2 separate regions of the Homo sapiens genome follow, and region 2 is linked to region 1. A link is a contact called in ENCODE Hi-C or POLR2A ChIA-PET data. All regions are on one chromosome and are shown on one strand. The core of a region is the stretch at or near the end of the contact, and the rest is flanking DNA. Distances in the headings are between cores, read along the strand shown. Region 1 overlaps TNFRSF19 (TNF receptor superfamily member 19). Region 2 overlaps TNFRSF19 (TNF receptor superfamily member 19).

The links. Hi-C counts contacts between places; a loop is a spot of excess contacts on that map. ChIA-PET counts read pairs that join two places held with the same protein, here RNA polymerase II (POLR2A).
Region 2: a map of PC-3 shows a loop between it and region 1 (1.9-fold over the local background). The contact joins two enhancer-like sites. A Hi-C loop is called at or near these places in 1 of 168 maps with a recorded cell type or tissue (PC-3). POLR2A ChIA-PET finds 5 or more read pairs at or near these places in 3 of 52 experiments (H1, Panc1 and T-cell).

What each region holds. Positions count from the first base shown.
Region 1 is chr13:23,607,473-23,610,604 of GRCh38, forward strand. The region is part of intron 3 of TNFRSF19 (TNF receptor superfamily member 19); the gene reads left to right. Among named protein-coding and RNA genes, the nearest start is that of TNFRSF19, 39 kb to the left of the region's middle. Within about 2 kb of position 1,424, at least 19 of the 41 ENCODE cell types and tissues checked have a DNase peak (open chromatin) inside an H3K27ac peak, as active enhancers do.
Region 2 is chr13:23,671,922-23,675,158 of GRCh38, forward strand. It overlaps TNFRSF19 (TNF receptor superfamily member 19), which reads left to right. Exons shown (of 10, transcript NM_148957.4): 10 at 1,451-3,237. The coding sequence ends at 1,459. Among named protein-coding and RNA genes, the nearest start is that of TNFRSF19, 100 kb to the left of the region's middle. Within about 2 kb of position 1,636, at least 7 of the 41 ENCODE cell types and tissues checked have a DNase peak (open chromatin) inside an H3K27ac peak, as active enhancers do.

The DNA of each region.
Region 1 (3,132 bases), core at 174-2,673:
TTTGTAATTAAACAAGTCTCAGGGCCCTTTTTGACTGAGGCTTAGAATTTTGGTTACCTATGGTATTTGAAATTTTGAAAGCAGAGTAAACATAAAACTTTTTAAAGTTAATTATGAAAAAGAAGAAAAGCTAGACCAAACTATTGATATATACAACAAAAGATTTTTTTATATTGTGGGTAAAAAGTACATTTTTTAGTAGGCCATTAGCATTTTCAAATAACTTTTATTGTAACATTGTTATGTTATTTGCTTCTCTGTATTAAAGGTATCTTAAAACTTCTGACATTTTCTGTCCTCCAGTCCATCTGTCTAAAATAACGCACTCTGGGTCATGAGGTTCTTTCAATTACAAACATGTACCTGTGCCTTAAAACTAAAGCCTGGAAGTGCTTTGGTTAAGCAGGTATAGTTAAACTTTCCTCTGCGGTTTTATTTCTCCTAATTATTATTTTCTTTGGAAGGCATTCAATTCTATTTTTTCCCAAGGTATCTGAGCATCTCTTCCATTGTTAGTTAGGTTTCTACCATAAAAATGTGTAGTCAGGGCTGGCTGGGGCTTCTGGAATCGTATTCCTGGATACAGTCTACACCTTGACCCACCAGTGGTGTGTGGTCAGTAGGTCCCAGCCTCTTTTCACTTCCTTTCAATTATTAGGTATTAAGAAGTCTGCACAGCAGCTCCAGGTCCACCGATACTGTTGCTGACTTAGATTGATGATACCCTTCTCTTCCTTGGCCACTTTTAAAAGATTCTTATTTTAACTGTTTACCTTGGATATCTTGGGCTATGTTCATGTAAACGACATCTGTTAACATAAATATGAGCTATCTCTTGTAATACATATTATGCAACTAAGATAATATTAGCTAATTTTTCATACAGTAAGCCAGGTACTATGTGATCTTTGTATATTAAATAATGGAATCCTTACAACATATGTTTTAAATAGGGAATATAACCATCCCCATCTTATGGACAGGGAAACTGGGACACAGTGGTTCACTGATTTGTCCATTGTCACTGCTAGTAAGTAACAGTGCGGGAGGAAGGAGTGGTGGAGCCACGTGGGAGTAGCAATCTCTTGCTCGTTTTGTAAATAGCCTAGTGCAATTCTCTCTGATAGAACTGTCTGTGATGGTGGAAGTGGTCTCTATCTGCTCTATCCAGTATACGAGCAACTAGCCACTGCGGTTACTGAACACTTACAGAATTTTATTTCATTTTAATTGATGAAAATTAAATGAGGCCACATGGGGTCTGGCTATTGTATTGGACAGTACAGCTCTAGAATGATTAACTTTCTTCCAGTAATTCTGGCATGGGACCAGCCTGTAAAACAAGGAGATACCAGAATCATATTGACCTAACGCACATGCACTGCGGGAGCTGCCTTGCTGGTCAGCCTTCTTCCTGTCCTTCTTCCTCTGAGCTACGCTCGACCTTGCCACCAGTTCCCGACCCATCTGTTTCCGGTCCTCCATGCTCCTCATGCCAGATGCTGTTGCCCTGGGCGTTCTGAGCAGGCGCCTCTCGCTAGTTCCTTTGCTTCCTTCCCTGTAAGCCCCAAGCAGCATCTCTTCCCATTCAGTTCTTTTTTAGAAATTTTGCTTAATACATAGTTATCTTTCCTGCATTTTTAGGAAAATATATGACAGGTCGCTGAGCCATGTGGAGTCTGAGGATTTTATCCCATTGAGCCATATTTACCCTATCTCTCCTCCACTACAGGATTTCGATTTTGAAAGTGTATGAGAAAGATAATTCAGAATATTTTTCCTATTTCAGAGTCAAAAAATACAAAAGCTTGTTCTGGGCGCCCCATAAGTAGTACCTGCTGGGCATTCTGAACCATAAATATGGTGAGGGTTACTCGGCCATCAGGCATCCTTTCAGCTCCCAAAAATAAACCTAACTTTGGGATATGTGGGAGAGGATGATTTTTGTTTTCCTGAAGTAACCACATTAGACTTTTAATTCTTACTGCCTAGAATTCGCCCAGCCCCAGCCCATCCTCCTCACTCGTATTAATGCCAACAGTGTGCTTGTAACACGATCGCCTCGCAGCAGTAAATCAGGAAACTAGTTTTTGCATGAACCACTTGAAACAGGCTTCAAGTCTCTGGCACAGTTTTCAAAGTAAACTTTTCTAACCAATTATTGGGAGGACTTTAGTTAATGTGAAAAAATTAACTCTTGTAAACAACAACATACTTTCCTCCGCACGGGGCATACCCAGCTTCATATTTCTGAAGATGTTTACATTTTTGAAAACTGTTTTTGTCTCTATGAGGAAAGTTTTAAAAAAATTAATTTGTAAGCATAAAAAATGAGATTCATTTCTGCCATTTAATGACAGTGTTGCTCACTTTATTTATGTTTAATTATAGCTGATCTAGCCTAGGGATGGTTGTAAGATATTAACGAGCCCTTGCTTGTCAGTTTTCTCTAAAAAACTCAAGCACAGCCTTTTAGAAACTGAAAGTTGAGGGGAAATATCTCTTCAATGTTGTTTCATTAAAGGAAGTTAAAAGTTGATTTCTAAGCACCAGCAACATAAATCTAATTTGTCATTTGCATTTGCATGCCCTAGATTCTCCCTTCAAATAACTTCTCCATCCACATTTAAAATTTAACATTTAACTTTGAAAGTTCAAAGGACTGCAGTTAATAACGCACTGGCTGTACAAATAAATAGTGCTTTCAACCCAAGGCCCAGAATGTGTTTCCTGGACAACAAGGGTCTGTGAGTTTTCCCCTGTGGTCTGAAGAGCTGCTCCTCCAACCTGTAGGTAGGACCCGCTTATGTTTTTGTTAAAGGCTGGATTTGCAGAAGGAGAAAAGAGAGAAGGGGATTTGGGGACTGTTTACTTTGAGTCATTTTGCTACTGGAAAACCACCAAATGTGGCTTAAAAATATTGGGCAGAGTGACAGAGCTACAGCTTGGGTGGAAGTAGCCCAGCTGAACCCAGCCCTCTGCTCCCTTGGGACCAAGATAAGGAAAGCTGCTGACCCCACTCCACCCAGACATCCCCAGCCCAGCCCACCCTGCCTGCCATCCTGCAGCCCAGGAGGACTATATGGCCTCACCACATGGGAGCCCTTGCTGGGGCCGTTACAAGCTATTGCT
Region 2 (3,237 bases), core at 386-2,885, 65 kb after region 1:
TCTTGTTAATTTTATCCATTCCACAGGTTTGTGTTCAATTAGCTTGGCTCCATGATGTGGGCTCGTTCATAGCTCAGGAAAACAACATGTGTCCATCTGGGAGGTGGAAAAGGAGCAGCTGTGGCCAAACAGCACTTCTGTCTTTACGTGGTGTAAGGCCATGATTTCAGCGCATGATGCATTTGTTTACACAACCTGCATTTCCACACACTAGTTTTCTTGTGGGTGATTTAAGATGACCCATAATCTGATGATAGTTATGGTTCCAGATAAAGCAAATAGGTGTGAGAGCCTTCTTTAGTTTGTATGACTCAATTTTAATCAAGTTTTTCCTATACACATCTCTCCAGAAGGGAACAAAACTGAGATATTTGGAACATTTTTTGCTGAGATATTTGAGAGAACAAAGCCAGCCTGTTTACCTACAGGAAAAGCATATCTTGAAGTTGTTTTTAATGCAACATTTAAAATGTCAACAGGAACAGACAGAAAGAAGGTTAGAAAACATATGAGAGGACCCTGGGTTCTAGTGTTTCAATCTATTGAAATGTCTACTTTTTCCTTATTGGCAAAATGAGGATAATTTGCCTCCCACAGAAGGGTTCATGTAGTTATTATAATCATGTCAGTTAATCAACATATTTGATAAAACTATCTCCTGTTATTGGAAGTGTTTCATAAGATTTTACTTCTAAATAATCTCCTTAGACCTAGGAATAATTTTTTTGCATACACTTAACCTGGTATGTCACCAATGCCAAATTAGTGGTAAGTTAGTGAAGGGTTAATACATGAAATTAATGTTCAGTGGTTTCACTTGTCCCCTTCCCGGCATTGACGTCAGTGCCCTTTGTGATGAGGACACGTCTAATGGCTACACTTTGCTGAGGATATTCTCCCGATAAGGACTGTGAGTATGCTAGGGAGATTGTTATAAGAGAAATCTTATTCCCAACTATTTCTGAACATTCTCTAATAGTTTAATGGAAGTACATTCAAAGACTAAGTTGGCAGATAAAGAATGGTACTATTCATTCATCTTTGTTCTTTGAAAGAAAGGAAATACAGAATCCTAAAATATTTACCTACAAATGCTTTAAAGGAACACAGTATAGAAGAAAGAAGCTTTAAATGTTTGAATAAGGTTGAAAGCCCACAAAAGAATTGTTGTTAATACATTATGATTGCTATGGGTTACGGTATCATCTTTTAAGTACTCTGCAGTTATTGGGTGACTACGAATTGTTATGAAAATATTTATTTTATCCTGAGATTACATGGGTAGCTGGATATTTGGATACTATTGAATGAGTTTCTTGTCCATATGCTATTATTATATCCATGTATACTACTAGTAAAAGTTATGCATAATAATTCTTTACCATTGAAATTTAGCAGATTTAACTTGTAAGACATTATTTCTAAAGCTTCCTTTCTGTTGCTGTTTTAGGAAGCTTAAAGAACCTGCTTCTTTCTGCAGTAGAAGCGTGTGCTGGAACCCAAAGAGTACTCCTTTGTTAGGCTTATGGACTGAGCAGTCTGGACCTTGCATGGCTTCTGGGGCAAAAATAAATCTGAACCAAACTGACGGCATTTGAAGCCTTTCAGCCAGTTGCTTCTGAGCCAGACCAGCTGTAAGCTGAAACCTCAATGAATAACAAGAAAAGACTCCAGGCCGACTCATGATACTCTGCATCTTTCCTACATGAGAAGCTTCTCTGCCACAAAAGTGACTTCAAAGACGGATGGGTTGAGCTGGCAGCCTATGAGATTGTGGACATATAACAAGAAACAGAAATGCCCTCATGCTTATTTTCATGGTGATTGTGGTTTTACAAGACTGAAGACCCAGAGTATACTTTTTCTTTCCAGAAATAATTTCATACCGCCTATGAAATATCAGATAAATTACCTTAGCTTTTATGTAGAATGGGTTCAAAAGTGAGTGTTTCTATTTGAGAAGGACACTTTTTCATCATCTAAACTGATTCGCATAGGTGGTTAGAATGGCCCTCATATTGCCTGCCTAAATCTTGGGTTTATTAGATGAAGTTTACTGAATCAGAGGAATCAGACAGAGGAGGATAGCTCTTTCCAGAATCCACACTTCTGACCTCAGCCTCGGTCTCATGAACACCCGCTGATCTCAGGAGAACACCTGGGCTAGGGAATGTGGTCGAGAAAGGGCAGCCCATTGCCCAGAATTAACACATATTGTAGAGACTTGTATGCAAAGGTTGGCATATTTATATGAAAATTAGTTGCTATAGAAACATTTGTTGCATCTGTCCCTCTGCCTGAGCTTAGAAGGTTATAGAAAAAGGGTATTTATAAACATAAATGACCTTTTACTTGCATTGTATCTTATACTAAAGGCTTTAGAAATTACAACATATCAGGTTCCCCTACTACTGAAGTAGCCTTCCGTGAGAACACACCACATGTTAGGACTAGAAGAAAATGCACAATTTGTAGGGGTTTGGATGAAGCAGCTGTAACTGCCCTAGTGTAGTTTGACCAGGACATTGTCGTGCTCCTTCCAATTGTGTAAGATTAGTTAGCACATCATCTCCTACTTTAGCCATCCGGTGTTGGATTTAAGAGGACGGTGCTTCTTTCTATTAAAGTGCTCCATCCCCTACCATCTACACATTAGCATTGTCTCTAGAGCTAAGACAGAAATTAACCCCGTTCAGTCACAAAGCAGGGAATGGTTCATTTACTCTTAATCTTTATGCCCTGGAGAAGACCTACTTGAACAGGGCATATTTTTTAGACTTCTGAACATCAGTATGTTCGAGGGTACTATGATATTTTGGTTTGGAATTGCCCTGCCCAAGTCACTGTCTTTTAACTTTTAAACTGAATATTAAAATGTATCTGTCTTTCCTAGTATGTTTTTATCTTCTCATGTATTATCCATGGTTTTCTCTGTTTGTGACAGATTAGTAAAATTTAATGAGCCCTCTTTCTTGTGGCCGTTTCTCCATAGTTTTAGGTTTTGATATGTGTTTACTAGCTTGCCTGTGTCTGGTACATCTCATGACCTCAATTCCCTCACCTGAAATAGGAAATGAGAATGTTTCATTGTAGCCCCAAGCGGTCATGTCAACCTAGTGCCTAGTCATAATTAATTGACTTTTCCTGTATTACTTCTTTTTTTAAGTATAAACCAATGATCCTTTGGTAGTCAAGAACTCTTAGGAACATTGCCTTTTGGACATGTAAAATATTTAG